Regions from separate parts of the Homo sapiens genome. Here region 2 is linked to region 1. A link is a loop called in an ENCODE intact Hi-C map of the cell type or tissue named here. Cell type or tissue: PC-9. All regions are shown on one strand. Each heading gives the region's core, and the rest is flanking DNA. Links, peaks and the distances in the headings are about the cores only.

Region 1 (17,004 bases), core at 3,081-11,080:
GGTAAACTGATAATGTGAGTTTTCAGATCAACGGCTCCCTGCTTTCCTTCAGTTGAACTGGAATTATCCAACTGCTAGTAACACAGTTAAACTGAAGTTTCATGAATACAAAGTTTTATACAATGAGCTATTTTTTTTTTAGTACTTGCTATGTGCCAAGCACTTTTCTAAAAGGTTTACATGTAGTAGGTCCTATAATTTAAACAACAACCCTGCAAGGCAGGGATTATTATCACCTCTATCTTACAAATGAGAAAAATGATGAACAGTCACCACGCCTACTCCAAGCTGGAAGACTGGGGAGAATGATCATTAAAATTCAGCTGAAAATTATTTTTACTTCAGCTTGCTTCCAACGAGCAAAGAAATGGTGCAAAGGTTACATGGGCATAAGACCATTAAAATGGATATGGCCCCTGTTGACCCTCTAGGTCCTCACAGGGCTCTTGGAAACGTCCCAGGTCAGTGAAGCTGGACTACAGGGCAGGATCTGCTGTGTGCAAGTCATGCAGGCCCACGAGCTCCCTGCTTACAGCCAGAGTCTCCTTTCCACCATCTACCTGAAGTTCTTCCTATACCACCTTGCATGTGTCAATGTTCACGCCATCTTTATAGCCCAAGTCCACTGCAGGCATGACCATAGCTCACCCGAGAGTAGTGTTTGCTTTCATCACAACACCTAAAACAAATGGGGCAGGGCCTGAGCTGGTTGTTTAGCTTGGTGGTGAATGAGCATGGTCTTTGGAGCTAGACTTTTAGGGTGCAAGTCCTGATTCCAGCACTTTCTAGCTGTGAGACCTTGTGTAAATTGCTTAGCAGTTGTATCTCTTCGTTGGTTCCTCATCTATAATGTGCCTAATTATTGTCAGGATTAAATGAGTCAACACATATGAAATACTTCAAAGAGTGCCAGGGCCATAGTAAGCCCTCAATAAATATTAACTCTTACCTTTATCACTATTATCTCTTTTTTTTTTTTTGCTCAGGCTGGAGTGCAGTGGTGCAATCTCAACTCACTGCAGCCTCCACCTCCCGGCTTCAAAGGATTCTCATGCCTCAGCCTCCTGAGTAGCTGGGATTACAGGCACATGCGCAGCTAATTTTTGTGTGCGTTTTTAGTAGAGATGGGGTTTCGCCGTGTTGGCCAGGCTGGTCTCAAACTCCTGGCCTCAAGTGATCCACCCACCTTGGCCTTCCAAAGTGATGAGATTACAGGTGTGAGCCACTGTGTCTGGCCACTGTTACCTTCATCATTGCTATGATGTTCTTCTCCAGTTCAAATACAAAAGCTTTTCTGTCCCTGTCATTCATTCATCCAGAAAAGGATATTTGTGTCTATTACATGTCAGGCACTCTAGCAGGTATCAGAGATTAAAAAAATAGAAAGAAAGAAAAAGAAAAAAGACAGCACTATTGGTAAGAGTCTACTGAAGAATAATATCAAGTTAACGGACACATATATTATTAAACAATTTTCTTACCCTTCATCCCTCAAAAGCGATCATGCCACTAGCACCAGAGCAATACATCCTAATTATTCAATTACATTCTTTCCTGGAATGGGTTTTTTTTTTCCTAAATCAGGTAAAGCAGAAAGGTGCATTGTACAATTTTTCAAAGACACTCATAAAATTTAATTTGATTACTATGAGAAATATGAATATTCCTTAAAATAAGTTATGTGAAATGTGGCAGGATTGTAGTTCAATGTTTATGCTTCATTCCTACTTGGTTTCATATAACCTACGCACTCTGGGCTCCAAAAAAGTTTTGTTGTTAAGACCAGTTTATTTTATAATCTGGTATTTAATCCAGGAAACTTCTCTCCCACCTGGGAAAGGTTCAGAAAGATTTTTCTAGTGAGATGCCTAAATCAAGAAACCCTGGACTGATTAGCTTAAACTAAAAACAATAGCAGCCCTCATAATCAGGTTAGAGGAAGGTAAGAAAAATTCAACCTCCTATATCAAGTAACAGATCCTGGCCTTGGTTAAAATCCAAATAAAGTAATGAGTAAAGAATCCTCTATTTCTCGGCTAGGGAGAAAAGGCAAGGCAGTGAGTCGCAGCAACACACACACCCAATACTGCTCTGCACTCTTTAGATCCTAATTAGAGAAAAAAAGTGGTTTCCACCATGGGGACCCTGGTGCCGTTAGCCACTCTCCACAACATTCCTCCACAATGACCCAATTCCTCCTGCATCTGTGTGTTGCTGCTCTACCTAATGTATTTTTCTCTCTCCCTCATTTGGCTCTGTCATCTCTCTACGGCTCCTTTTTTTTTTTCCTATCATTAAAAAATAAATTCAGGGCCCGGTGCGGTAGCTCATGCCTGTAATCCCAGCATTTTGGGAGGCCAGGGCGGGCGGATCACAAGGTCAAGAGTTCAAGACCAGCCTGGCCAAGATGGTAAAACCCCGTCTCTACAAAAAAATACAATTATCTGGGCACGGTGGCAGGCACCTGTAATCCCAGCTACTTGGGAGGTTGAGACAGGAGAATGCTTTGAACCCGGGAGGCAGAGGTTGTATTGAGCCGAGATCGCTCCACTGCACTCCAGCCTAGGTGGTAGAGTGAGACTCCATCTCAAATAAATAAATAAATAAATACATACATACATAAACAAATAAAAAATTCAGTGCAATCCTCTCCTGCCCACTACACTTTGCTTATTTCTTATTTCCATCTCATGTGCTGAAACGTACTGAGCATGCATGCACACACACTGAAACACACACAGACACACTCACGCCCAGCTTCCAAAAGATTTTAATACAAATGCAGGTGGTGGCTTTCAAGTCATAGATTTTTGACCCTAGATATCAGGTAACTATTCACTGTGACAAAAAATAAAGGAGATTATTGTGCTAAAACAGAAACAACCTGTTCTATAAACTGATACAGTTTTGTCTGTTTACCTGATTAAGCAGTTTTTATTAATATTCTTCACCTTGATGACTCCTGAAAAAACTTGGGGGGCTAGCCTAATTTAACTAGAAAACTTTTGATAGCAGTGAAGCTCCAACTACTATAACTTGTTACTAAAATTATCATTATAAGCTAAACAATAATAATAATCTACATCATGAAGCTTTTGATGTGAATAAAAATTATTACTATATCTAGGTTATTAAAATATTCCCTGCATATTTTAATGCACATTCAAATCTGTAAGATAAATGAAAATTGCAACCAAACAGACATGTGATATGATTTAAATTAAAACATAAGAGCATAGAGCACAGTGGGGAGGAAGGGATGAATACATAGAGGAGGGAATGTTTTGAAGACAGTGAAGCTCCCCTGTATAATACAGTAGTGGTGGTTATATGTTCATTACAGATTTGTCCAAACCCACAGAATGGACAAGAAAAACCAGGAGCGAATCCCAGTGGGAACTATTGACCTTGGGTTATAATAATGTGTCAATATAGGTTCATTGATTGCAACAAATGTACCACTCTTGGCTGGGAGTGGTGGCTCACATCTGTAACCCAGGACTTTGGGAAGCTGAGGAGGGAGGAACACTTGAACCCAGGAATTCAAGACCAGCCTGAGCAATTTACAGAGACCCCCATCTCTAAAAAAAAATTTTTTTTAATTAGCCAGAAATTTAAAAAATTAGCCTGGCATGGTGACACACGCCTGGGGTCTCAGCTACTTGGGAGGCTGAGGTGGGAGGATCGCTTGAGCCCAGGAGGTGAAGGCTGTAGTGAGCTGTGATCACACCAGTCCACTCCAGCCTGGGCAAGAAGGGAGACCCTGTCTCAAAAAAAAAAAAAAAGCAAAAACCAACAAAAAACAAAGACACCACTCTGGTAGGGGATGTCAACAGTGGGGGGCTGTGCATGTCTGGGGAGGTTGTGTTTGTAGGTATATGTGCATCTTTGTGCCTTCTGCTCAGTTTTGCAGCAAACCTAAAACTTCTCTTTTAAAAAATCTATTTAAAATGGAAAAATGAGGCAAACAGGCCAAGAAAAGAAACGTTAAAAAAAAAAAATTAGTAAGACCACAGAGAAAGTGTGCTTTAAAGTATGCCACTGTATCAAAGAGTAGGCACACCAAGTCCAAATATAAACCCAGGAAGGAAATTATTTGAGTCAGGCATATGTGCAGGTAGCTGCTTATCTCTGAGTTTCTCCACCTTTGCACTGTTTCGCATTCGAGATTATTCTTTATATGAGGAAATTTTCCTGTGCCCCTTGAGTGACTTTCCTTCTGTTATCCACTGCCAATGATCAGAAAACCTCTGAGAAAACAGAGGTAGAAAACAACAGTAGAAAATGAAGAAAGCACAAGACTCCCTCATTTCATCACCTCCAGCAACTTCATAAGAAGTCCTGTAATTATAACATTGTAAGATTTGAGATGAAGCAGTCTAATCCCTTCTTTTTAAAATGAGACATTGAAGGCGAGAGATGCTAACCCCCAATTACCCCTCCAGAAACAGATCCCAATTCATGCCCAAGGAGTTCAGCTCAATATTCTCTCAAACAGGTCATATTGCAACATGAAGAAGAAAGAAAAAAGGAATTAATTTAATAGAAATGTGCTTATGGCTATTTATTAAAATGTCTATTAAGTATTGATAATCCTGGGTCTTGGCTCCAGCTCCCCATATGTCCGCCCCATTCGATCCTTAGCTGACCACACCCACCACCTGCCCAAATCCAAGACTCCAGGATGACAGCTCTCCAGAACAACAAACTTCTGTGCACAGTGAATATCTCCAGTACTACATGCTTGATATATTCAAAAATAACCTAATTGTCTTATCTGGACTCAAATCTATTCCTGATCCCCTTCCTGCAATGATGGCCCCACTAGCCACCCAGCCACCCAGCCAGAAGCCCTCCAGAGCTCTAGGCCCCTTTCGTCCCTCAGTCCCCTCCTTTACTTGCTTCTCCTGCCCTGTTCTTGCTCCACCTAAGCATCTGCCTCATCTAGTGCTTCCTTTCCGTCCCACACAACTGCCTTACCCCAGGCAGGCTCTCATCATTTCTCATTTGCAGGCTGTGGTAACTTTCCCATCATTTTTCTCTGATCTCCACATTCCTTTCAGATGATTCTTTCTGAAACACAAAGCAAATGTTGTCGCTTCCTTAAAACCCTTCCATGTCTCTCCATCACTTTCAAAACAAAGTCTCACACCCTTACTTCCCATGCAAGGTCCTGAATGTGTGAATCCTGCATTCTTCTTCAGCCTCGTTTTGCACTGCTTCTCCTCCCTCGCCTATGGGTGTCAATTCTCAGCTTCTTAAAATTTGTTGCAAGATACCCTAACATGACCCTGCTCCTTGGTGCTTACTGGAGTCCATCTACCCCTCCTGCCCTGCCCCAGATCAACCGAGCTGAGTCCTCCCCACTCTTCAAGGCTCAAGTCACAAGTTGTCTTTATTCTGTGGGACCCACATAGGAGTTAGTCAGAGTGATGGGATGGCCCCAGTATCAGGATCTTATAATCAGGGAGGGCTTCCTAATCTACATCTCCATGAAAGCTGTGGTGAAATGGGTGGGAAAAGCAGGGCCAAATCTCCCTCCCAGAGCCAATCACTAACCCGTGAGGTTTAGCTAATTTGCATGTAGCCTCCTTGGGGACGAGTGAATGACAAGCCCCCAGGAACCACTGCAGAAAGAACCTTCTACACTATAGCAGATTGGAGTCCTGAGATCCACAATGGTGGGCGTTGGTCTCACCACACCTGTGCAAGCTGTCTGTTCCCTCTTGAGCACTTGTGAAGGCTAGTGCATTGCAGAGGCTCTCTGGACCTGGCTCTGAGAGAAGGCTCATTCTAAATCCAATGGCCTGCACAGGCAGGCACAATAAATGTAAATAATCTGGAAAGGCTAAGCCGGTCGAAGCCAGCCAAGGGCATGCAGCTCTTACCCCACTAGCTTTGATATTTGGGGTTGCCCATCCCCTGCACCCTTCACCCTGAAGGAATTCACTGTTCTCCCCCACCTCCTAACACCTCCCAGCACTTCTAGGAGCTCCTTAGAACAGGAGTTGCTTTACTTAGTGCCTCATGAATAATAACACTTAATAAGTGTTGGCTGTGTGAATGAAAACATTATAAGAAGTGCCACTTCCAGATTCGGTGATTCCTCGCTGTTTTGAAACCAATAGCTAAATGTGTTTTCTTTTGTGCATAACGTTGAAACTGCTGTGACAAATACCAGCTAAGTTTGTTATATTTAATGCCTCCAGGTAATAATTTCCTCTCCTAATTTTTTTGTGCTTGTTCATCCTCTGAGTCATCGTTCCTCCCTCATTTCTTAAAAATGTCTTTCTGATTCTGCTTCTAAAGGTTGTTTAAAATCGAAAGGCCGATTTAATGAAATAACTTTATGTGAGACAAGGAGCTGTTTTGCTCATTTTTCAGGGGCTGGCACCACCACACAATACTCTCTTCAGACTTTCCATTTTCATTAAACAATTACATTTCAGTTGTTTGAGTCTCATCTAGTGTATGTGATCTTTTGCAAAATTTTAACAAATTCACCAAAATAATTGCAATTTCTTCCTCCTAATTGTAAGAGTTGAAACCTACAAGTTTACCAAAAGTGGTCTTCGAAAAATTATTAAGATTTTTCAGAATTTGCATTTTTCCCAAATACTCAGGTTTCTAAGGATTGAAAACAAGGAGATAGGAGAAAAGCATCATGCCATATTCATATATCACACATCCCCTTCTGCAATTTAGTTTCAAATCTACAAGAGAAATTATTGCAGTAGGTGGCATGAAGTTAATCTCTATTCATTCACATTTGCAAAAACACCACACATGATCAGACTGCTGAATGAACTTGCATTCACAAATTCAAACCAGGGATGATCCATCTTGAAGATGACATAGATACCAAAATCCAGGCAAGCAAAAGTAGAGAACAGCAAGGCATTGATCAAAGGAACCAGGTATTATGTTTTACTATATTTTAATTCAGTGACCACTAGGACTAGCGGTAGATGCTAAGCTACCTAGATAAATAGACAGGTAGGAAAATAGATGTTTTAAATAAAGGAACAAAAGGTTAAGTAAAACTGACAAGCATGGCAATAGAAAGTCATATTTATTCTGATTTTTAATTAAAACTATGACCAAAATAATAAATGTTCTCCTGTGAATTGGGGGGTCTAACATACATACAATTATAAATGAATATTAAAAGGCTTTGGGTTGGTATTTCCTAGTATCTTTCCTCTTACATCATGCTAGTCTAAAAAGTACTATAATAAACTTCACCAATTTAGTGAAAGTTCTCCCCCTTGTTCCTTTTTATAACTTTGCAGTGACTATAAATAAAGGTGAGGAACAAAATCATTATTTTTGAGTAAAATGCTAACCACATTAATTTGCAAGTCTGATTGGTATCTCTTTCAGAAAATCACAAGTAGTATAAATAGCATGCAATGTGAAATTGTCATAGTAAAAACTGCATACCCTTGCTTAATCTATATCTATCTCATTCAGAGATAAAGTTACTGTATTATGCTTTTACGATAATCACTAAAAATTATATTTTTGAATGGTTTTTGTGCAACAGACTTTCAAACCCCCTTATTTTCCCCAACATTATTACATTTGAATAAATAAATTAGGTATATAGGAAGGACTTTAAGGGAACCAAAATATAATCCAAATGTAGGCATGTACTGAGTTGATATAAACATTTATTTTCCCTAAGGTAAGAGGAAAAAGCATCTTCCAAACAAATGAAAGCAACTGTTACACTCAAAGTCTTTTATTATCTGGACCCAGCCTCCTCTACTCTGACAATACCCAAGGCTCCAGCTCCAGTGGATTGGTCAACAGGGGTCTGAAAACCCTGCAGAGGGAGGTCTCAGCTCTTCTGCTCAGATTACATTGCCTCTCTTCCTTCCCCACAGGTAGTTTCCCGTTCATCCTACATGGCAAAGCTCAGAAATTGCCCCTAGAAAGATTTCCCTACCACATCACTCCCCCTCATTTGAATCAACCAATTCATTCCTCCTTCGCCTTTGCTCCAACAGCATCTGTTCATATCACTTTCATAACAAGCCTCAAATTGTTTTAGGCTTGGCTGTGTGCTCCCACCTCCTCTGCTAAGCTGACAGCTTCAGAGACCCACCTACCCATCTCTTATTTGTTGAAACATAGTAGGCACTTACCGAATGTAAGTTGTGTTAAAGGAGAGTCTCATTCAGAGAGGGCTGTAATTTTGATCACTCTTTAATGCATTTTAGAAGATGCAAAACTTCACTCCTATTCAGTGTAAGCACATGCACAGCAGCAGCATGGCTTCCTTTTCTGTTAGAAACATGTCCTACCACGTGATCTTGGCACTTAGTCAACAATGGGACTGAGGACTTCCAGAAGTCAGCGCAGCAAATGCCCACTCTGTCAGGGCACCAGCCTCAGCCCTGTTCTTAGTACTCCATAACCAAAGAACAAACAGGTCAGATAGGCCCCCAGGGGCTCCCCGGAAGATGCTAGATACTTACTGCCTTTCTGGAGCAATCTATCACCGCTCCTTGCCTAGCTCCTCTGTATTTCTGAATTATTTTCTCCTTCTCCTCCCTCTCCAATTACATTAGTTTCCGTGGATCCAGTGCTAATATAGACTTCAAATTTACAGCGTCAGCAACACCACATAGAAATGCTGGCTAAAATGTAACCAAATAAGATTAATAGGTAAACTTGGAAAAAAGCAAAGGAAATCTACAGGTGCCAGAAATAGAAGAGGAACTCAAAAACAGAGCAATAAGCTTGTCTCCTGATACACAAGCAATAACCTGGTCCCCTGGAAATATTAGTCCTAAAATAAGTCCCTGACTCCTGGGAGGAAATACATGGATGCATGGCCACAGGGTCTCGAAAGGCAGGAAAGTGACACCAAGACTCACACATTTCGCCAGGACCCTATAATGGGTGACCTCTCCGGGAACAGGGGTCTAGAAACTCTCTTACCAATTTTTCTCCAGGGAAACATGAGAAATTACTTCTGTGAGGGCTTTGGGGAAAAGTAATTCCATTATCAGAAGCAAAACTCCAAATCTGCAATTTACGTGAGTGTTGGGGAACATTTAGCAATCTGGGTGGTATAAGATTCCCAAGTTGGGAGATTAAGGTAAATACTGCTATATGTTTAATGAGAACTCCCTAAAATTTTAGCAGAAGCAAAACCAAGAATACTTTGAAGAAGTTCCATAATCCAAGATGCACTAAACTCCCACACTTAAGCAAACAACACTCAAGAGGCATTTGCAATTTTTAAAAATAAATGAAACAGAAAAATGAGCAATCAAGAGTGTATCAACAGACAACAAAATAGAGAGAAGTAGCATTAGCATCCTCTGATACAACAGAGCAATCAGAAAGAATGTTTAACATGTTTAGAAAAGTAACAACACTATAAAAATTGATTAAACAATAACGTAAAACATAGATTGATACTAAAAGACAGAAAGTCTTTTAAAAATAAAAAAGCATACTTCGAAGTAATCTACAGATCAAAGAAAAAAAATCATAATGTAAACTGGAATATACTCAGAATTAAAAGAGAATAAAAACACTATCTTTTAAAGTTGTGAAGCACAGGCCAGGTGCGGTGGCTCGCGCCTGTAATCCCTGCACTTTGGGAGGCCAGGCGGGCGGATCACGAGGTCAGGAGATCGAGACCATCCTGGCTAACACAGTGAAATCCCGTCTCTACTAAAAATACAAAAAATTAGCCGAGCGTGGTTGCAGGCGCCTGTAGTCCCAGCTACTCGGGAGGCTGAGGCAGGAGAATGGCGTGAACCCGGGAGGCGGAGCTTGCAGTGAGCCCAGATCGCGCCACTGCACTCCAGCCTGGGCGACGGAGGGAGACTCCGTCTCAAAAAAAAAAAAACGTTGTGAAGCACAACCAAAACAGAATATAGAGAATGATGTATTGTGTAAATGTTTATATTAGAAAAAAGCTGAGTAAGCAGTTAATTCACAAAGACAGATAATAACCATAAAATAAGCCCTAGAAAGTTGGAAGAAAATTGGCAGAATTTAATGAAACAGAAAACAGAAAAAGACATAAAATTTTAAAGTGTTTTTTAAATAAAAGACTAAGAAAAATAGAAAAATCTCTGGATATCGCCTAATATAAAAGAAAAGAAGACATAAATAAATAATGTTAGCAAAAAAAATTGATACAGACAAAAATAGAAGGAAAATGTCATTAGACATTATAAGGAACACCTTTCTGTTAATAAATATGAAAAGTTAGAGATATAGAAAATTTTTCAAAAAATATAAAGGTAGCAAAATTATCTCATGAAAAAACAGAACATGAAACAACTTAAAATCAAATTTTTTCAAAAGAATTGAAAACTTTTCTATAATTTAAAAAGAATTTAAATTTTACCTGCAAGAAAATCACTGACCAAGGCAGTTTTACAGATGAGATAATATGAATAATCGAGGAAAAAAAATAACCCCACTGCTATACACAAACTGTTCTGGGAAATAGAAAGTGAAATGCGCTCACAAGTCATTTCATGAAATTGACTTCAACAAAAGAATCAGATGAGCCAATCATAAAAAGGAAAGTATAGGCCATTCCTCCCTTTTGAATATAAATACAAAAATTTTAAATACAATATTTGCAAATCAAACCAAGCAATATATTTTTAAAGTAATGTTATATTAAGAGACAGTTCATAGTAACCACTTAGAGTTTATCCCAGAAAAGAAAGGATAGATTAAAATTAGAAAAATTTATTAATATAATCATATTAGTAGATAAAATAATACAGAAAAAAATTTGATTCAGAAAAAGCATTTGATAAAATTCCACAAGCATTCCTGATAAAATTCAGATAACTAGGAAAAGAAAGAAAACATATGATGAAAAAAGATTTCTACAAAAAACTTACAGCAAACAGCAAACTTTATAGTGAAAACTGGAAGCATTTTCTCCCAAATTTGAGAAAAAGACCATACCCTCTATCACTTTTTTAATTAAAAATGCTACTGGAAACACAGCACTATGTACATTTATGATTAAATTTGGCTGTGTGTTACAGAAAACATTACCAATAGTGCCTTAAACAAGGTGGAAGTTAGTTTTCTTGCCTAAAAGAAATTCTGATGTCAGTGCTGACCTAAAATTTCAGCTCCATAAATATATCAGGGCCCAAGTTCTTCTTCCTTTCTGTTCCACCATTCTCAACATTTGCTTGCATTCTCAGGGGAATTTCATGATGCCAAAATGGGGGCTGGAGCTCCAAACATCACATCCATTGATCCAAGATTCAGAAAGGAAGACAGAAAAAAAGGCAAAAGGATGCACTTATCATTGGAGTTATCTTTCCCCTTAAAGAACTTTCTTGAAAGTCCAACCCACCTACTTCTATATACATCTCAGTTGTCATCCCTATATGAGAGGCTGCAAAATGTAGTTTTTTTAGCTGGGCACATCGTGTTTCTATTTTTAAGAAAGAAGAATGCATTGTGTAGATGCCAGTCTCTGTTAGCTCAATACACAAGAAAAAGAGAATCAAAATATAGTGGATAAAAAGAAATACATTTGTTATTGTAAAAGTCATGGTTTTCTACATAGGAAACTCAAAAGAATCTATAGATAAACTCATAACTAATAAAAGATGTCAACAAGGTTGATGAAAACAACATTAATACAGAAAAATCAACAGAGTTCCTATAGACCAGACACTTTAATTTAAGAAATGTAGTCGTGTAACAATATTATACACATACACACACATAATAATAGGGAAGAAATCTAATAAAAATATACAAAGAATTATAAAATGTTAAAGATACGCGAGACCTAAGTGATGAAATGAACTGTTCCTAGATAGAAAAACTCAATATAGTAACTATATCATCCTTCCCCAATTAATCTCTAAATATCACCAAAATCCAATCAAAATTCCAAAAGCATTGTTTAAATAACTTTACAAGATGATAATGAAATATATGTGGAAGAATAAACTGTCCAGCACAGGCAAGACAATTATTAAAAAGGAAAATAAGATAGACCGATCTGCTCTAGCAAATACCAGCATGTTGTAAGGCTGTAGTGATTGTGATAGTGTTGTAATAGAACAACAACAACCAAATAGACAAATTAAAGATAAGGGTTCAGAACCAAACCATCTCTCACATTTGAAAAGTTGTCATAAATTGAAGACAACATTACAAATCAGTGTGGTCACAATGGACTATTTAATAAGAAGTGGTGCCAGGATGATGGTTAGCTACACAGGAATAAATTAACTTAGCTTTCTACATCACACAGCATGCAAAAACAATTGTTTTAGAAGAAAGTAGTAAATGTATTTATGACCTCAGGTAAGCAAAATATATCTTCAATAAGAAACAAAAAAACCTTGTAAAGAAAATTTTAATAAATTTTGCTACATTAAAAGTTAAAACATCTATTCATTAAAGGAACTCTTAAAATACAGAGACAATCTACATACCAGAAGAAAATATTTGCCATGCATAAAACTGACAAAGAATTAGTATCTCAACTATATCATAAATGCTTAAAAAACCAGTAGGAAAAGGAAAAATGACCTAACAGAATAATAGGCAAAGAAACAGGCAATTCACATCAAAGTGGAGCCTAAAAGCTAATTAACAGGGAAAAGTACATAAAAACCCATACGAGATGTCCTTTCATATTTAGCCACTTAGCCAATATTTAAAAGTCTAATTTCAAGAGTTGACAAGAATGTAGGGAAATAGTAATTCATGTATTCTGCTATTGGGAGTATAAACTGGAAAATAATTTAGTAAAATCTAGTAGAGTTAAGATATGGATATTTTCAAACTAGTAATGCTACTTCTAGGTACATTTAGAGAAACTCAAATATGTGTAGAGAAGACTCATAAGAATATTAAATGCAACATTTTACAAGAGCAAAAAGTCTAAAATAACTTTGAAGTGTATCCTACTGGGAGAATGAATGGATAAATGGTTGTATTTTGATAAACGGATCAATGGGATTATATATGAGCATTTGAAAGTGAAGTAGCTCTACATACAGCATCATGAATAAATCTTAAAGGTAAAGGTTGACTAAACAAAGTAAATTGTAAAATGACATGTAGAACAACAATTGTTATGTATAAGCTTAAAATACACATAACAATATTATACAACACTTATGAAAGCTTACACATGTAACAAAAACATAAAACTCATAAACCTCAGAATAGTGATTACTTCCAGGAAGAAAGACAGAGAAATCAAACACTTTATCTCAAAAAAATAACTGAAAATATCTAAGCAAATGAGACAAAATCATGCAAGATCTCATATGAATACAAAGATATCTGTTATTTTATATCATTCTCTGTAGTTTTTGTATGTTTTATGTAATTATTTTAAAAGGAAAATTACTAAAAAGGAAAAACACTTGCTCATCGTAAAATTTCAAAGCATATGAAACAATGATTAAGAAGAAAATGATCAATCTTAATGTTTTATTATATTTCCTTACAATTTTTTTTTTTTTTTGAAACCTTGTTCTGTCATCCAGGTGGATTTCGGTGATGTGATCTTGGCTCACTGCAACGTCCACCGCCCAGGTTCAAGTGCTTCTCCTGCCTCAGCCTCCGGAGTAGCTAGGACTACATCACACCCGGCCCATTTTTTCATTTTTAGTAGAGATGGGGTTTCACCATGTTGCCCAGCTGATCTCAAACTCCTGATCTCAAGTGATCCACCCTCCCTAGCCTCCCAAGGTCCTTGGGATTACAGGCGTGAGCCACCGTGCCCTTACAGGCAGCTTCTATGCATATTTTATATTGTTAAGAATATACTTTATTATCACTTTTCTATTGTCTTTTGTTTACTTTACATCATAGCATAAGCATAAGCATTCCTCATGTTGTCCTAATGATGGCATGATAGCCCATTAAGTGGTCGCACCATCATTTATTCAGCCAGTCTATTTTGGGGCATTCAGCTTTTTCTAACTTTTCTTGATTGTGAAAATTGATGTAAGGAATGTCTTTGAACTGAGCTTTTCTGTATCTTTAATGATGCTTCTGAAACTCATTCTAAGTAGTCCAGCAATTACCAGCTGATGAAAAATAAATAGCTGGAAAATCTTTGGTCTCCATGGGAGAATCCAGGCAGTGGTGTGGTCCCTTTGGACACCACGTTCCTCTACAGAACTGACTGTACAAACCCCGGGAGGGAGTCCCCAAGGGGCTGTATCCCAGACCAGTGACCAGGGATGTGACTGTGCAATGCTAATGTAGAGATGCAGGAAATGCAAAAAAAATAAGATGTTAGCAAAAGCAGCATGTAGGCCAACAAAGACACCGGTAGTATTATTTAATATTATTTAAAAACCAAAAAATCCCAGCATGGGAATCATGTAATGCATGAAAATTCTAAATATCATTTCTATACAGTGACAAAAAAAATCAGTAGCTTTATCTAAATGATAATACATTACTTTTTTTAAAAAAAAATTATTTTCCCTTCTAATATATGTTTGTTGTATAAATGGGTGAAAATTTTATTGGTTTGCAATTACAGTTTTCTTAGTCAACCTCTTTTAACAAAAGTATGTCCTACCTTTCAAAACACAAAAATAAATAAATAAAAACATAGCTCCCTTTAACCTGATTCGACAGAAAAAAAAGATAAAATAATAAAACATATGTCTCTAATAAGAAGAGCAACATCTTTTGGACTTGTTTATGTGTTTCTATTACTATTAGTTCTTTTGTAATAGCAAAGAGATGCTGTCCTACTGCGTTAGAGCAAACTCTAGTGGTAAGTGGGTAAAAAAAGTCTTAGAGCTTTGCAGGAATGATGATTTTTACTTCCTCCAAGGAGTGACTTTGTAAAAGCCAGGAGAACCAAATGGAAAAGACTTCGAGAACCAGGGACATTGAAGTCTTAAGGGATTCCTCATTATCCCTGAGCCCACAAGCAAGCCTTGGCAGTCAAAGCCCCAAGAGACACCCTTAGGGAGCTGTTGGGAAGCCACCCACACCCTCCTCCCTACAGAGATCATTAGCTTTTCATCTCAAAGGCACTTTACAAACATTAGCCAATTAACAGAAGCAAGCAGTCATAAATACCAGTAAGCAAGCAGAGCAAGAGTACGATTATATAAAAGCCCTAGCTGAGATGTGTTTACACATTTGGAAGTAAAAATTTAATTTCAGCAAATGCAGTAGTCTCAAACAAAATTTACAGGTCATAGCTGTTAATGACATTAAGTTCCTCTATTATTAAAAAGAAAGTGCATGATAAATCCTGGATGGAACTTTTGGGAAATTCATTCTCTCCTCCCTCCAAAAAAAGAAAAAGAAAAAGAAAAAAGCATCGTTTACATGAGCCCCTGCTTTTTTAGCCAATAACCTGTGGAAATCCTTCTTTAAAGAGTATTCTTCTCAAGAACTCAGTCCCCCCAACTAAGATCCATGGAATCAAAGTGGTAGGAAATGAACAAACAGTTCATTTGGGTCCTATTATATATGATGCTGATTGCTATTGAGTTCATTCATTTTTGTGTTGTGATTTATTTCTGGCAACATAATTTACACTTCTTGGCACCGTGAGTAAAGACAATACAACCTATCTTGGTTTTTATGGGCAAAATCAGTTAATTTTTATGGGCAAAGTTAGTTAATCAGCTTGAGTAGAAAACAGACTTTGAAGGAAAAAATATGCATATTAAAATAAGTAATTCCTTTGCATCTATTTACCTAGATGAAATTTTGATATGTTCTGTTGCCACAGTAACCAGATATTCTGAGAGATACATCAGGTAAAGAACAAATACATGAGGCAAAAATTGGTGAGATACCTTACCTAGCTTGTTCCTTCTACATAATAAAGCTAAGCACTGGCCTAATAGGGTAAGTCCCTAGAATGGAACTTTAATTGATTATAGAGTAAGCATATTATCATTAAAATTATTTTAATATGCTAATTATGTTGTATATGGAAAAACAGGCATGGCTTCTCCGGTCTTCTCTGCACTGCTTTTCTCAAAACTCCCACAGAATAAGACAAATGGCATTTGATTACACAGTTCATCTAAAACAAAAGCAAAATTTATCTTTAGCATCCCCTTCAAGTTTTACACCTTTATTTGCCTACACAGAATAGATTTTCTTTTTAATGTATTACATTTCACACAACCAGTATTGAGAAAGACAGAGGTTAATTTGCAAATGTTCTATTGAGATCATTACAGAGATGATCTGGAAAAATCTTAAAACAGCAATAATCTGGTCTAACAAGTAGACATCTGGCCAAAAACTAAAAGACCCAGCCTAAGAGCTGTGTGGTAAAGGGAAAGACTACATACTTTGGAGTCAGACTAATTTGACTACAAACTCTGACTTCAGGTCTGAAAAAGATGTACTATTTCTTAGGCTCAATTTCTTCATCTGTAAAATAGGGGTATTACATACAGTCTTTAAGAATGAAATGATCTAATTCCGTGAAAGGGTCAAGTAAAGAACATGATACATAGAAGCCAGGAACTATAGATAGAGATACATAGTTAGAAGACAGATGGATGGATAGATGGTAGATTAGATGATAGGTAGGTAGACAAATAGATGATAGATAGATAGGTAGATAGATAGATAGATAGATAGATAGATAGATAGATAGATAGATGGATGGATAGACAGACAGACAGACAGATAGACAGACAGATAGATAGATGTGATATGATAGTCTCACTCCCCCATCCCCTTATCACCATCCCTTTCTTGTGACAACTTTAGACTATTGGATCTATCCATTGCTTTATCATCATCAACAATGTTGGGGAACGTATCTGAAATGGGTACCACAAATGGCAACCTTAGAGGATTTGAGGCATGGGAACACGGATAACAAAGGCAACCACAAGACCTACTACTTCACAGCACAACAGTGTGACTGCAGTCAATAAGAACTTAATTGTGCATTTTGAAGTAACTAAAAAAGTATAAATGGATTGTTTGTAACACAAAGGATAAATGCTTGAGGGGATGGAT
Region 2 (17,004 bases), core at 2,906-10,905, 56 kb after region 1:
TTAAAGAAATGAACTAAGATCTGAATAGAAAACATTTGTCCTCTATTGTCTCTAAGGGCAGCCACTATAAGACTTCAAAAGACTTTGGTCTCCACAATCTTTATCTTAACCTGAACATTCCCTTTCTATCAATCCCAGGTCTTTAGACAAACTCAACCAATTGCCAACCAGAAAATGTTTAAATTCACCTATAGCCTGGAAGCCCCTGCTTTGAGTTGTCCCAACTTTCTGCACCAAACCAATGTATTTATTAAATGTATTTGATTGATGTCTCATGCCCCTCTAAAATGTATAAAACCAAGCTGCACCCTGACCATCTTGGGCACATGTTCTCAGGACTGTGTCATGGGCCATGGTCACTGATATTTGGCTCAGAATAAACCTCTTCAAAAATTTTACAGAGTTTGTATCTTTTTGTTGACAATATGCACTATTCCAATCTTCATTAATATTTTTTCAAGAATAAACATGTTTTCATTGTGCTCACAAAAAAAGAATATTTCAATAATCATTATATAAAATGTGGCAATCTAATGGCAAATAGTTACCACTAAATTTATTACAGTAATGATTATAGATTTAGTTTACATGAACAGTGTTACCTTGAGCTCACCCTCCTTTTCTTGTTATAACCACAATGGGTTTGTTGCCTGATGCATGGCAAGTCAATACATTGAGACAGTGTGTTGCAGCAGAAAAAGGGGTTTAATCATAAGGCTGCCAAATGAGAAGACAGGAGGAAACCTCAAATCCACCTCCTCTGGGAGTTTGGGGCTAGGGATTTTAAGGGGTTTGGACCAATAGGGGACCAGACGTGTGGAGATCCTTGATTGGTCAAAGAGTGTGGGGTGAAGTCACCAGACAAGGAGATGAAGACCCTGTATTCTCATGCTGATCCTGTTCCTTCGTGGGGGTCTTCGAATAGTTAGAGTCAGCTGTTCCACTGGAATTTAGGATCTGAAAAACATCCTAAGCAATTCTTAAAATCCTCATGATTCTAACATCAGAGATCCTATCTATAGGAACAAATGGTCAGTATGTAGTGCTAGGTGACTTTCCCTTCACTTAGCAAGCAGCCACGAGGAGGTGGACCAACATGCAGCCTGATGAATGCTTAATTATAACTATATTTTTGTCCAGGACCCAGCATGTAATTCTTGTTAACCCTGTGTGGGTGGTTTCCCTTCCACTATCTTTGATTATATGTCCCCTCCCTTTATGGTTCTCCACTTACATGCAGGTAACAATTAATTAGCAGGTGAGTTATTTTAAATACAAACTTTTTTCCTAGAGGGTGAAATGGCTACAATTCTAGGTTCAGAGAGGTTGCCCTCCATTTAAAATATCCCTTAATCATCTAGAATTTCACACACACTGATCATTTATGTCTAAGTGATAACAATTCATCACTGGCATCCGCAGAAGCTGAAAGAATCTTAGATTTTTCATTGATTTGATAAATATTTATTTGGTTCCCATTTCATTCCAGATGCTGTGCTAGGCATCTGTGTTACAAAGAAAAATTAAACATAGTATCCAACATCAAATAACTCATTCAAATAGAGGAAGAGTAACACACTTAGGAAAACGCTAGCAGCATACACAGGTGATTCAAGGAACACAGAGCAGTTTGTCCACCTCCAACCAGGGGCAATAAGAGGAAGTTGAGTCCACTGTACTGAGCTTCAAAGGATGAACTTAACTCAGCAAGGAAAAGTGGGGGAAAAGAGGTTTTTTATTATACAGAAATAGTGGGTCTCCTTTAGAGCTAGAAATACTGTTAGATATCATCTGTTTCAACCAACCTCCTAATTTTCCAGACGAAGAATGTAATATTTTTGAGGCATTTTCTCATTAATCCCCATTAATCTCAATAATATCATTAATTATAATGTTTTTTAGAGATTTTAGAAGCCAAATATTACGTTAATTTTTACAAACAGGGAAATCGTGGCACACATATCAAAAGTTATGTTAATTTTTACAGACAAGGACATTGAGGCATGCATATAGAAAGTAACTTGCCAAAAGCCTTTAAAAAGTATTTGATGAATGCAAGTAGGTATCTCAGGTTGAAAGACTCTCACCCAACTATTAATGCTAAAACAAATATTATTTGTACATGAAAAAAAAGAAGACCGGGTTGAGAATTTGGAGCCCTGACATTATATGTTCTATGATTTTGAAAAGGCTCTTACATATTCTCACTTGTAAAATGAGACAGTGGCATAAGACATCATAAAATTCTAGGGTCATGTTGTCAAACTGTCAGAGGCATTTAAACCAGAGCAACTCCATCTTGAATAAGGACAGGGTAAAGTGAGGCTAAGACCTACTGGGCTGCATTCACAGGAGGTTAGGCACACTAAGTCACCGGATGAGATAGAATGTCAGCACAAGATACAGGTCACAAAGACCTTGCTCACAAAACAGCTTGTGGTAAAGAACCCACCAAAACCAAGATGGCAATGAAAATGACCTTTGGTTTTCCTCACAGCTCATTATATGCTAATTATAGTGCATTAGCATGCTAAGACACTCCCACCAATGCCAGGACAGTTTACGAATGCCGCGGCAATGTCAGGAAGTTACCTTATATGGCCTAAAAAGGGGAGGAACCTTCAGTTCCAGGAATTGCCCACCCCTTTCCAGGAAAACTCATGAATAATCCACTCCTTGTTTAGCATATAATCAAGAAATAACTATAAGTATACTTAGTTAAGCAGCCCATGCCACTGTTCTACCTATGGAGTAGCTATTTTTTATTCCTTTACATTCTTAATAAACTCGTTTTCACTTTATGGACTTGCCCTGAATTCTTTCTTGCACAAGGTCCAAGAACGCTCTCTTGGGGTCTGGATAAGGATCCCTTTCCAGCAACAAAACTGTATTAAAAATATCTGTTGCTTGAGTATGGTAAATATTCCAGAATTTGTCCCAAATCATCTGAGATTAAATATCTCCTTTCATTAAGTTTTTATTCCTTAAAATGTTTAATTCCATGCTGCTTCTTTCCTAGATGTGTCTCTTTTTCTTTTTCTCGAAACCAAGCTAAGTAGTCTGAGCTATGATTATTAAGCGTTTAGAAGATCCCCAACAAATGCATTCCATAATGAAAAAGCACTCTGAACATACCTGTAGCTACATAACTTAAAAGCACTAAAACCACATTTGTAAAATTTCAAACTTGAAGTCATAACAACCCACACAGAGAAAAGTAAAATCACCCCAAATGTGAAAGAAAGTGGCTAAATATTAATATGATAAGGCTTTAAATTATACATTTGAAAATTCACCAAAGAAATTTTTTTCTTCTCACTTTGTAGAAAAGTCCTATTTAAGGTCATGTTTAGACAGGTTACCTCCACCAGACCCTAACTTCATGCATTATTTCCCCATCAATGTTTTTAGTCACCACCTTCTTTTCCTATTTATTCACTAAATATCCTTTAAGTTCTTGCAACTGTAATAGGCTCATTGCCTGATGCACACCTCAAGTCAATACACGGAGACACCAGGTTGCAGCAGAGAAGAGGTTTAATCTTAGAGTCACCGAATGAGGAGATGGGAGGAAACCTCAAATCCATCTCCTCAAAGAGTTTAGAGCCAGGGATTTTAAGGATTTTGTAGTGGGCCCAAGTGTGGTGATCATTGATTGGCTGAAGAGTGTGGGGTGAAGTCATGAGACAGGGAGATGAAGAAACTGTATTCTCATGCTGATTCTCTTTCTCTGTGGGGGTCTTCAGAATGGTGGGAGTCAGCCATTCCACTGGAATTCATGATCTGAAAAGCATCTTAAGCAATTCTTAAACAAAAGCCTCATGATTCTAATGTCTGAGATCCTATCTGTAGGCACAACGGGAATACAGTCAGTACCTAGTGCTAGGTGACTTTTAGCAACAAGGAAGTGGGCCAAAGTGCAGCCTGATTAAGGCTTAATTATGACTATATTCTGCCCAGAACCCAGCATGCAATACTTGTCAACACTGTAGGGACGGTTTCACGCCCATGTTCAAAACCCAATGGTAGAAGCAATGCGCAGCGTGCTCCCATGCCTTCCAAGAACATGCAAAGTACTTGAAGAGGCAGGATATACCTTAATGAAATCGTCACTAAATTAAGAAGGAACACATAATAAAACTGAAAAGGAATGGGACAGACCCTAAGTGGCATTTTTGAGAAAATGGTAGTGAATGTGCTCTGGAACAGTGAAGAAACGTTCCACAGAGGCAATAAAGTGCAACTGACCCCTGTAGGATGAATAGGATATGGACAAAGCCGTGAGAGAAGGAAAAACATATTCCTGGTAAGAATGGAATACTACAAGCAAGGATTTGGAGATGAGGATAACTGAGTTCCTGTTTCTGTCCAATTAAACTACTCATTCTTCAAGTCCTAATAAAACCCTCCTGTTGGGAACAGGCCCCCCAAATCTGGCCATAAACTGGCCCCAAAACTGGCCATAAACAAAATCTCTGCAGCACTGTGACATGCTTGTGATGGCCTTGACGCCCACCCTGGAAGGTTGTTGGTTTGCTGGGAAGAGGGCAAGGAACGCTGGCCCACCCTGGGTGGAAAACCGCTTAAGGCATTCTTAAACCACAAACAATAGTATGAGCGATCTGTGCCTTAAGGACATGTTCCGGCTGCAGATAACTAGTCAGAGCCCATCCCTTTATTTCGGCCCATCCCTTTACTTCCTATAAGGAATACTTTTCGTAAATCTTCTGACTGGCTTGCTGTCAATAAATACGTGGGTAAATCTCTGTTCGGGGCTCTCAGCTCTGAAGGCTGTGAAATCCCTGATTTCCCACTCCACACTCTACATTTCTGTGTGTGTGTCTTTAATTCCTCTAGCATCACTGGGTTAGAGTCTCCACAACTGAGATGGTCTCAGCACCCTCCCACTGGCCAGCCCCAATCAAAATGATTCTAACCTCTGAACTACTTTTATTAATTCATCTACATAGCTATTAATAGAATGCTCCCAGTGATGGTTGATTTTATGTGTTAACGTGACTGGCCACAGGATGCCCAATTAAACTTTATTTCTGGGTGTTAGGATATGAATGGGTGGACTCAGTAAAGTAGATTGCCCTCCCCATTGTGACCTCATCCAATCTGTTGAGGGTCTGGATAAAACAAAAGGTGAAGGAAGGAGGGATTTACTTTTTTTGCTTCCTGTCTGCCTGCATGAGCTGGGACATCTTATCTCTCTGGCCCTAGAACTGGGATTTACACCAGTGACTCCCCTGGTTCTCAGGCTTTCAGACTCAGACTGAATTACACCGTGGGCTTTCCTGGGACTCTGATGGCAATTTGTGGGACTTCTCAGCCTCCGTAATTGTAAGAGCCAATTCCTCATAATAAATATGTGTATTTATTGAGGCCAGAAACAATACCCCAAAATGAAGCCGTAGAGGCAAAAGTTTTTCTCTGACCTTTCCTTGTCCCCCTGTCTCCCTGTCCCATTCTTCCCTAAGGCTAGCCATACAAACTAGAATTCTTCTTCCCCAAGGCAAGTCATGGAAACCAGGACTCCTTTTCCCCTAAGCCAGCCATAAAACTGAAAAATGGGATCTAACTTTTCCTCTGCTCTACCTGTGTAAAAATTGGGCCTAGAGAAATTATTTGACCTACCTTGTTTGACTGTAGGTTCTAAGACCCACATTCCAGAGAGAGTCCTGCCCCATCCCCAGAAGGAAGGAATGCTGCTCAGAGAGGACAAGAAGAATCTCGACAGACAGGCTTTGTGGAGTTTCCCCACACGGTCCATTAGCATTAGATAATACACGTTTTGTCCAACCGTATTTCTACAGGCCTGTCCATATTCTATGGAACCTAAGCATAAAAATGGATATTTTCCCCCACATCTTTGGGTCTTCATTCTTACGGTTCCTGTGTATACATGTAAAATAGATTCATATGCCTTTTCTCCAATTAATCTGCCTTTTGTGAGTTGACTTTCCAGCAAACTTCACAGGGCCAAGAGGAAGTTCTCTCTTGGCCTCCACAATATCCTACTGGTTCTCTTTCTCTGGACACCCTGACTAATATACTCCCAGACTAAAAACTCCAGGTGGAATCTCATGAGCACATGCAAAGACTTGATACCTGCTCTTCTATTTCTGTAATCTAAGAATGGACTGAACATTAGGACAACCAACTCTCACACTATATGACCAAGCCCCATCCTCCCCTTCTACTGAGTACCCTATTAGATCATTCCATTATCCCTTGGATTTACTGATATGTGGGAAAAATTCTTGGCTAAGACTTAGGCACCTGTGAGCCATAATTGAAACATCACCAAATGGTATGGCTTTCCTTTCTATGGAAGCTATTATTTCTTCCATTCTCACCAATTCAGTTCAGAATGCTGTAAACTCCTTGCTCCCTTTTGCTACTTCTAGACTTTCTTCCTCTACTATCACTAATATTTTTGTTTTGAAGCCTATATCATCATCTTAAGTCCTTTTGGAGCCTGGCTTAATGTCAGAGTGTCCTAGAAGCTTTTACAAACTTCCCAGGCCTGAATTACATACCTTTCCTTAGACTCTTGAAAGACTTCATAGTCTCATTATCTTTGCACTAAAAAGGTGGTTTAACAATTACCTATCCACTTGTACGACTCCCCATCAGTGACTTGAGGGTAAGGACTGTGTCTTCTTATCCCTTGTATCTTAACTCATAACATAGCTTCTGATTCGGAACACTGGAGATGCTCACAAATATTTGCTAAATAAATGAATCACTGAATCCTGCATTACTGTCTTCCTATTCTCTTCAAAAACATTCTCTCACGTCCCTCTTTCCTCAGGAGTGTTAGCACCTGAATATCAATCCTCTTTACTCCCCTTACGATTTTCCATGTACAAAACTTCATATTTTCTCTTATCTGCATTTACTAAATCCTCTCCTAATTTTCCCTACTACTTCCCTTCTTCTCCAGAGCACCTAGCTCAGTGCCATGAACTTGAGAGGCACTCAAGAAGTACATATGCCAATGAAAGAGTATCATCAGACTCAGGGGCAGCTCTGAAGTTCTGGGGCTGAGCTGACTCAGTAGCACATCTAATAAAGTGTCTTTGCTGCCACGAATGGAAGTCTACCAGTTAAAACTCTCTCACTGAATGTCCCCTTTCTTTCTTCTCCCTCCATATACCCATTTTCCTTAGGATTTCCAGAGAGCTAAACAAACAGGAGCCAAGCCCAAGTGTGACTGGAAACAGCAGTGATACATGCCCAGCTCAGAGCACAGTTGTAAACTTTATGGCTCCACTTTCTTTGTGTCTTCAGAAAGCTTAACACTTAGTCACTGTTTATGCTATATTGTAGCACTTATGCTAGATTGCTCATTTTTTCATCCCTTATTGTCTTTGTCATGGTGGACCACAGGGTGAGCCATAGCAGATACTTCAATGCTCCAGTGATGTTGGACTTGGGCTATGTGACTTGCCCTTAATGATGGAATGTGGGTGGAAGTGAAAGTGTGTCAATTCCCAGCTATAAGCATTGCATGTTTCTGTTTACACCTTTGAATGTATGCCACCCTCCATGAGAAGAACAAGCCACAGGTAACCACTGATCTCAGAACAAAGAACCTTTGAAACAGACTTGAACTCAACCCACAGCCTAAAACAGAACCACACTAGCTGAACTGCAGAGCAATGAGCCAGAAATAAATCATTGTTATTTTAAGCCAGTGAGATTTGAAGGTTGTTTGTTGTGCTGCATTACTGCTACGGGAACCTAATTCATACACTATGCTTGTTGTTTGTTCTCTAAATCTCTGAATTATAAAACATTGGGCCCTGCCCAATGACATACATATGAGGAAGGGTAGCATCCTGTTTGTAAAATACATGTACAATCTAATATTTTAGAAACATTTCAGAAGGGAGTGGTCCTATTTACGAATTTGGTTATTGTTATTCTCATTTACCAGGGTTGGTGTTGATCATTCTCTTCTAGTAATTGAAATGGCTAAGGTTCTGTCTGCCATCTTTCTCTTCCTGAATACATTTGCTCATAATCATGATTATAGCATTTTTTATGTGAATGCTCAGCTCAGATGATACCCATAAACTTCAGCTGCATTATGTCTTTGCTCTCCAACTCAGGTTTTTTAAGATTTATGAAGAGCCATAAAGAATTTGATTAGCATTAAAAATTCATGATGTATAGGGATGAACTGAACACTGAAATACATCTACATTTTCAGGCTGAAGGTATAAAATTGACCTAAAGTATTTTGAGGTTAAAAAAATGTAAGGTCCTAATCTTTGACATCATTAAAACTGCTTTTTTTCCCCCTTTTTAATTTTCATTCCAAGATGAAATACAGGTTCAGATTCCATATAAATTTGGGACAGGTAGCTTGGGGATTAAGGAGCAGATAGAAAACTTGAAGTTCAAAATTGGATCCTTATTCAACCTCTGCTTTACTGTATGATACTTAAAATATTGCTCTTTCATTGCTAAAATGGGTTGATTTGGCAAAACATTTCCGTCAGCAGTGTCAAAGCTATTTGAGAGACAACCTATTCAGGGTGTCTTTATTTTTTTTTAATTTTAAGTTCAGGGGTACATGTGCAGGTTTGTTGTGTAGATAAACACATGTCATGGGAGTTTGGCCACCCAGGTATTAAGCCAAGTACTCATTAGTTATTTTTCCTGATCCTCTCCCTCCTCCCACCCTTCCCCCTCTGAAAGGTTGCAGTGTCTGTTGTTCCCCTCTATGTGTCTTTAGATATCTCAGAGGTAACTGAGGTTAAAAATTCTCAAAATATTGAAAAAAGCTATCTTTAGTTCTATTTAATTTTTATGATTCATGCATAAAAACAGAAACATTTGCATTGTTGATTTTATGTGATATAGTAAATCTTAGTGGGAATAATCCAAATTTCAGAAATAATTATGGGCTTCTTCCTACTTCTAGGCTAAATAAAATTTATAAGCTACTCAACCTTTCTGAGCCGTGGTCTCCTCATCTGGAAGAAGGAATAACAAAAGCACCCACAGGCTTTTGTGTGGATAGAAGTAGAACTATTAGTATGTTGTATTAAAGCACTAGGTCTGGCAAACTTATAGCCCAACAAATGAAAACTATTATTTATTAATAGTAGGTTAAAATCACAGAACAACAATAGTGTGTCCAAAGTCTGAGCCTTTGGTGTTGTGAGAAATGGAGAAATGGAGCTACTTATATAGGTAAACAAACAGGAATTACCTATTGGCTATTGGGACCGATTACCCCCATATGACTCTGAGTTTATCTTCGTGACAGCTGGGGAACAGCAGAGCAGAGAGACAGAAGGGCTTTCTTTGAAACATTTTCTTAAGGAATCAGGAAGAGCAAAACAAATAAAATACATAGAGTCTTCAATCCCAAATGAATTCCTTTCCACAGGGTTAATAAAAATAGGATGCCAGGCTCTGGACTGAAATACCATTAAGCATTAATCAAGCTGCCCTCTGACCCACTTCACCGGAGCTGCTTACTAACCAAAAGTCTCATAGGCTGGGACATAGGTCACTAACTTCCTCGTTGTGTTTATAGATAACATCTTGAGTGTCAGAAGCCTAAGACTTTTTATTTGAGATGTTTTTTAGATTCTGGATTCCAGCGAATGGCTGATACCAATCAGTCTGAACACCCTCACCAAGAAACCAAATCAGCAAAAAAAAATGCAGTTCCTTCATGTCCCTATCCCACGACTTCACCCTGCATGCTTTGATAAATCACTGACCTCCACACCTCTTCCCACCACTCATTTAAACCCTTTAAAATCTCTATCCCCAAATTTCTTGGGGGGTAGCTTTTTGGCTTCCTCCTGTCTCCTGATTTAGCTGCCTTGCAGTTATACCTCTTTCTCTGCTGCAACTTGGTGTCTCAGTGTATTGACTTGCCACACATTGAGTATATGAACCTTGCACAGTTACACAAATGTCCTGCAAACACTGGCCCCATCACGAACTAAAGTCACCAGGACAGTTTGGCCTATTCAACAACCACCTCTTTATTCAGCCACATCCTCTAAGCTCAGTTCCACCTGATTCTCACTGTCAAACTTAAAAAACACTAACCTTTATCATAGTGTCAATAATTAGAACTATCAATATTTAATACCTACTCTGTGCCAGGGACCATACTATCTCTCTGACATATTATTTTTAGACCTTCCAACCATCCTGAAGGAATGCTATCATTCCAATTTTAAAGATGAAGAAATCGACCGTCAGAAAAGTGAAGGTTTGCTAGGTTCATATGGCAAATAAGGAACAGAGCAGAGATTAAAACCCGGGTTAGTCGGACTCCCATGCATGTGTTTGTTCCACAAGGCTGTACATATTCACTTTAATAGTACAGTGGAATATAACAGAGTTTGGGGTTGAAAGTTGAGACTTTATCTAATCCAAGTCTGCTGTTATAGATAAGGAAACTGAATTCCAGATCAGAACATCCAAGTGACCTTTCCAAGATCACAAAATAGTAAGATACAAAACCAAGTTTAGAATTCTTTCCATAATATCTTACTGCAATCTTCAGGAAAATTCTACTATAAAGGAACACATTGCCAAGCCAAATTATGCTGTTTCCATGACTCCCAGGCACACTGAAGACCCTTCTCTCTCTCTCTCTCTTTCTCTCTCTCTCACACACACACACACACAAAAGAAATGTGGAAAGAATTGATCTCTGCTACTTGCGGGTTGTACCAATGAAGTCTTACGAATAAAGTAAAAACTTGGCTATAAAACTTCTCAAACAATACTGTTATGAAGATTTTTTAACTGCATTCACTTATTCAGTGGACTATGACATAATTTCAGGCAGTTACCACAGTTTTTATAAGTTCCTGCTTGGAAGACAAGAGGATGAGCTTAACGAGGTGCAAAGAGTCAATCTATACTTCTCATCTTGAATATATGTTATTGTAAGGAAGCAGAGATTTTAGTGGGTGGTAGGCACACTATTGAATTGAAAACAACCAGCTTCTCCCAGTTTTTCTTTATGATGCAGGAAGTCAGCTTATAGTGGCTTCACCTAAAATGTAACCATCCTGGTGACTGTTTCCTTTCACAATCACCTCTTGCACACTGAAGCATGGTTTCTGACGTCATGCTGACTGCTTCAATTTGCCAACATAACTCTGAGGCTGTGCTCTCAGGCAAGGGGCCAAGAAGGAGGCTATTTTTGCCTTGGTTACCATACTGCTCTGGATGCGTCATTTTGCAAATTAACAGCCGAGGTCAAAAGCATTGCCTCCATGCTGAGCTATAACAAAACACGTTTTGAAGCTTGCTTTAGTCTGACTTCACAACACTTCAATGCTGATATCCATGAGGCATAGGCTACATGCTTCTACTTTGTCTAATTTGACTTTTGCAGGAACTTTCACAAATGCTAACTCCATTTCATTCCATTTCATATTAATTGCTAGTCAAATTTGCAAGAGAGAAAATTAAAGAGGACTCCAAATTCTAAATTATTATTGAATGTGATTTTTCCAGATTAGGACATAAAGAGTCCTGTTAAATACTTTAACCCTTTGGCAACATGAATGCCAGTACTCAGTGAATGGTCAAAACTGTGGATCTTGAAGATCCTGTTGCCTTCCTCACTTGTGGCAATGGTTAAACAACACAAGAGTATGGAGTGCAGTGGAAAGGTATAGATACAGTTTTCAGGCCACATGAAAGTTCTGAGTAGGCTCAATTAACTAAGTTCTTTAAGCAAAGGCTGCAAAGAAAGGAAAGCAAGCCTTCTGCTTTTTTGAATGACGTTTCAAAAGACACTCTTCCTCAACAGAATGAACACATCACTATGAATTCTAGACTCTAAGACCCAGATACTGAGTGAACTAAAACAAAGGAAACGTGAAATAGTGGCTCCGACAGTAAAGTATTGATGCACCTTCAAACGAATTTGTTCTGAATAATACATCAACTACCTAAGAACTCACATCTTGAGCTATTTTTTAAAAGTACATTGTGAAGTGCAAAGCATCAAGAAAAGCAGTCATGTTGCCCGACATTTTAGGAGGATGGTTATTAAAATAAAGTTTCAAATTTTTTTGGATAAGTACAGAGGAGAATTCCTGAGCTATTGGTTGAACATCACAAGAACTTTCTTGCTTTTAGTATTACGGCTGATAGAGCTGCCACAGAAGTGCCTCTGAATGAATTGTACTGAGAAGTAAATATGTAAAGGAAAGAACAAAGCGCATAGTCCACTGATAGACTACAAGCCCTGAAATATACATAGATGGCCCCAATAACCCCTTCTAAGCAATGTCAAAGACATGTTGTATATTGTAACTCTGGGTATTTGGAAAGAGGTGCTTGACGCTTAAAGGTAGATCCTCACTGGTTATCAAAAGGGCTCTGAAAATGAAGCAAAAGCATTTACAGGTTCTAAATTGGAAATTAATAGCTCTGAATACAAAAACTGAAGGAACTTTAGCCCATGATTTGGCAGACATTTAAAGCTCTATCGCATGATCTGGGGATGCAGAAAATTAGCACATTCTGCTTAGGGATACATGTAAGATCTAACAAAGTGATTTTTAACATTATAAGAAGACTTAGCAGCATGTTGCAAAGATGCAGTTATGAGGAAGAGACCCTAGATAGGGTCTCTTCAAGTGATGCACATCTTACAAAGGTTTTTCTTAATGGTCCTTTGCTTGTCAGTATACTCCCACTTCACTAAGTGCTCCTTCAGTGCTCCAGTCTCTTACTTTTTTTATTATAGTTACCTTTAGCCTTGGAAATTTAGCAAATACTCCACTATACACTATTTCATTCAACCTTCCCAAAAATATTGGGAGGTAAGAAGGTAGCATTATTTCCATTTTCAAATTCAAAAAATGGATGCCTGAGAAGTAGAGGCATTGACCCGGGGAAGTAGAGGAATTCACCCGGTGGTCGTCTCTCATCACAGAGCCAGTGTCCCTTCCACCACTGGCTGGTATCACTACACTTGGTCTGTGGGCACCTTGACTGCTTCAGCCTAGCTGAATGACTATCCAAGCCATTTGTTACTAAAAGAATGAAACTAGGCACCCATACATGGTTTCTAGAACAGAAAAATACAAAAAATAAGAACTGTGTTAAAGAGTTAAGAAAACCACAGTCAACACGGAAATAAAAGTAACTCTAGGAAAGCTCAGAAATTCTCCAGTAAAAATTAGCAAATCATCATCAATAGAAAAGATTCACATATTTCAACTCCTCAGCCATGATCATGACCAGGCCACAGAGAAACAGTATATCTCCCTACAAAGTCATCATTCTTACTCCTTGGAAACTATCTTAAGTACCCTTTAATCTCGCGATTCCCAAGGCCATATCTTAAGTACCCTTTAATCTCGCGATTCCCAAGGCCATATCTTAAGTACCCTTTAATCTCGCGATTCCCAAGGCCATCAAGATTTCAGCCGCTCTTAGACATACTCTTTCTTCCCACACCACTCATCTCTCAGACTGACAGTCAAGTCTACAATCTTTTCCAGCTACACAGCCCCACCTGAAAAAACTAAAGGCTCTGGAGATAGACTTGAGACTCTGTCTAACAGGATGGAGCCCCAGATAAAAATGTGGCATAAATTCACCATCATGACTGAAGTGCGTGTCATTTCACCTTCCCAGTGACTATCAGAAATACACTCAATAAAGGTTGTTTGACTCACAATCGAGGGGCTAGAATGTGTCCTCAGTATGTACTCATCACTATGTTCAGCAAGCCAAACCTTACGGACTGAGATTATTTTATTTCTAAGGGTTATTTAGGCTTTGGATAACTGAAAAATAATGTAGATATGAGTGAGCCTGGCCGGGCCCCATGGCTCATGCCTATAATCCCAGCACTTTGGCAGGCTGAGGCAGGCAGATCACTTGAGGTCAAGAGTTCAAGACCAGACTGGCCAACATGGTGAAACCCCATCTCTACTAAAAAATACAAAAATTATCCGGGCATGGTGACGCACCTGGAATCCCAGCTACTTGAGAGGCTGAGGCAAGAGAATCACTTGAACCCGGGAGGCAGAGGTTGCAGTGAGCTGAAATTACACCACTGTACTCCAGTCTGGGCCATAGAGCAAGACTCCATCTCAAAAAAAAAAAAAAAAAAAGATATGAGTGAGCCCACTTACCAAGTCTTTCTCACTGGCACAACTGCAAATAATGCAAGATTTTATATCTCCAGTTGCATTGGATTTAAACTCAGGGCACCATTAAATAAGACGTGACTTTTTCTTTTCTTTCAAGTGATATATGCACAAGGGTTAAAAAAAATCAGGTAATAGAGACAGGCTTATAACACCGTCTCTTACACCACTCCCTACTTGCCCTCAGACACAACTACTTTTATCTATCTCTGAATGTAAAGGGAACACATTCTTTTTAAAATTTTCTTTTAATTTTGCTTTATTTTATTTTATTTTGAGATGGAGTCTTGCTCTGTCACCTAGGCTGGAGGGCAGTGGTGCGATCTTGGCTCACTGCAGCCTCTGCCTCCTGGGTTCAAGTGATTCTCCTGCCTCAGCCTCCTGAGTAGCTGGGACTACAGGCGTATGCCAGCATGCCTGGCTAATATATATATATTTTTTTAGTAGAAATGGGGTTTCACTATGTTAGCCAGGCTGGTCTTGAACTTCTGACCTCAGGTGATCCACTCACCTCAGCCTCTCAAAGTGCGAGGATTACAGGCGTGAGTTACCATGCCCATGGTGAAAGGAATACTTTCCCCCTGGCTTTTTTCCAAGTTACTTTTTTTCATTGATATGTTCTGACTTTTCATTGATGTGTTTCCTGTTCTCACACTGGGCCCAGACATCTTACTCAAAGTAAACTGTTGGTTTACTTTTTCCTCTATTTCAAGGATGGACAGAGATACCTTTTCTTTCTCCTCATCTCAGGTAGAGCAGGCTAGTATTTTTCCTAATGGTTTATTGCTGAATGTGAAGAGAAACCAAAGGAGAAACAAGCAGGAGTAACACAAACAGCATAAAAGGGAAAAGTTCACACTGCAGATTTCTGAAACTAAAATATCACTAACAACAGCAAAGAGACTTACTGAGCCCAAATTTTCCAAGACTGACATAAACATCCTCCAGCCAAGATTGAGGCACAACTTGCAGGTAACTTGCTTTTATTCCTTCCTTTTCAGTTTCCCATCTCCAATGTTGAAAAGCATCTGGAAGCCACCTCATTATACCTTTTGTTCTTTTCAGTGTCTGATACCAGCTTCCTAATCCCTGGTTCAAAAACATTTTCCCCAAACTGAGTAGCTTTGACTAAATTCCTTGTCTCACAGCCCTTTTTAGAATAATGTTGATTGACATTCCTGAATGCAAATAGATAATCAAATCATGCCTTGGCCAAGGTTATTAGTGTTTTTACTTCTCAGATTATCAATCAGATACCTTAGTTCCTCTCTACAGAAGCAACTTAGGAAAATAACCAGTATCATTATTCAAGATCAGCATATAAGTGTAAGTTGACAATAGCACACATACAGTCCTCTCACATCTACACACACACACACACACACACACACACACACACAAACAGTGATAATGATGGTGTGGGTGGTGGTGGTGATGATGATGATGGTGGTAGTTGTGACAGCAACCAAAACGCATATCATCCTAAAAACTAAAAACACTGAAGCAAATAAGACATGCGTCCAGGATTTCACCATCATACTGGTTACCACATTTGATCTTTTCATAATTCCTCTTCAGCAAGTAGCTGCACGAGGTTATAGAAGAGAGAGGCACAGATGAACCACCACATGCGCAGAGAGAGGAGAGAAACACAGGTCCTCCCGACTCAGTGAGAAATCTCCTCCCCAGGCACCTGGGTCCCAGCTGAGCCATCTCTTTTGATGGTGTATTGATGCCCTGCACTGTTTCTTCCTGCCTTTTGAAAGATACAATATCAGAACTGATTTTTATGAAAGCACAGTTGCTTCTTAAGCAGCCCTTAAGATCAGGAGAATTCTTCTCCACTGGGCTAAGGATTATCTGGGCTTTGGATAACTGAAAGTTATATAGTTTGCAGAAATCAAAAAGAGAGAAAACAACTCAAGGATTGGCTTCAGAAAGAATAATTCAAACAAACTTTATTTTTTCCACTTCTTGAGCCATTGTTTACTTTTTTCCCTTCTGTGGTTCTATTTTTATCTCTTCCTATGATGCTTCTGCATTATGCTACAACAAAGATTTAAATATTTCTTTTAGGTGTACTTTACACATGGGAAGCCTGGACTAAGGGAGAAGTCAGATAACCCTCGGGGCTGACTGTTAGTAAAACTTCAGTAATTAAGACTAGCAGAGGAAATTTGGTTCATTTATTCTTACAACAAAATATTGCTGTGTATCTGTTACAAAAGAATCATTTTGCCAGATACTACTTAAAGAAACAATTTTTTAAACAGAATTTTCTAATTTATTAGGTTGAGAAAAATTTAGTCTCAGAAAACAAAGCAGCAAAATAATCCGGATGTTCTTCAGTTGGTAAATGGATAAAATATGTTACATCCAGACAATGAATATTATTCAGTGATAAAAAGAAATTAGGTATCAAGCCATGAAAAGACATGGAAGAACCTTAAATGCACATTGCTGAGTGAAAGAAGCCAACCTGAAAAGGCTACATATTGTATGATTCCAACCGTATGAAATTCCGGAAAAGGTAAAACTATAGAGATGGGAAAAAACCCACAGAGGGGAGGAAGTGATGAATAGATGGAGCACAGGTGACATTAGGGTAAACTATTCTGTGTGACACTATTGATAGGGACAGAAGGCAGAGAAATTCTAGGCAGAAAAGGGTGAGTGCCTGGCGAAGCCCCACCCTCAAGCCGAAAAGCTTGAGATTGCAGCCCAAAGTGAGAATTTATATCCCTGTTTTCCCACTCAAATGTTGCCTTTTCCAAAACCACCCATGGCCCACCCTGCCCCCTGCCCTGTGTCTATAAAAACCCCAGACTCA

The links. Peaks named below come from ENCODE experiments on the same cell type or tissue, not always from the same donor. Only the 100,000 strongest peaks of a DNase experiment are listed, where the experiment ranks them.
Region 2: it touches region 1 in a loop (6-fold over the local background); 4 of 110 quality-filtered maps call a loop at or near these places.

Annotation. Positions count from the first base shown.
Region 1 is chr18:2,106,664-2,123,667 of GRCh38, forward strand. It overlaps LOC105371956 (a long non-coding RNA gene), which reads right to left. Exons shown (of 3, transcript XR_935087.3): 2 at 4,981-5,073. Among named protein-coding and RNA genes, the nearest start is that of METTL4, 460 kb to the right of the region's middle. In PC-9, for the core only: no CTCF peak of the experiment used is centred there; a DNase peak (open chromatin) is centred at 6,208; H3K4me3 peaks cover 815 bases; H3K27ac peaks cover 1,493 bases.
Region 2 is chr18:2,162,502-2,179,505 of GRCh38, forward strand. No RefSeq gene overlaps it. Among named protein-coding and RNA genes, the nearest start is that of METTL4, 400 kb to the right of the region's middle. In PC-9, for the core only: no CTCF peak of the experiment used is centred there; a DNase peak (open chromatin) is centred at 9,590.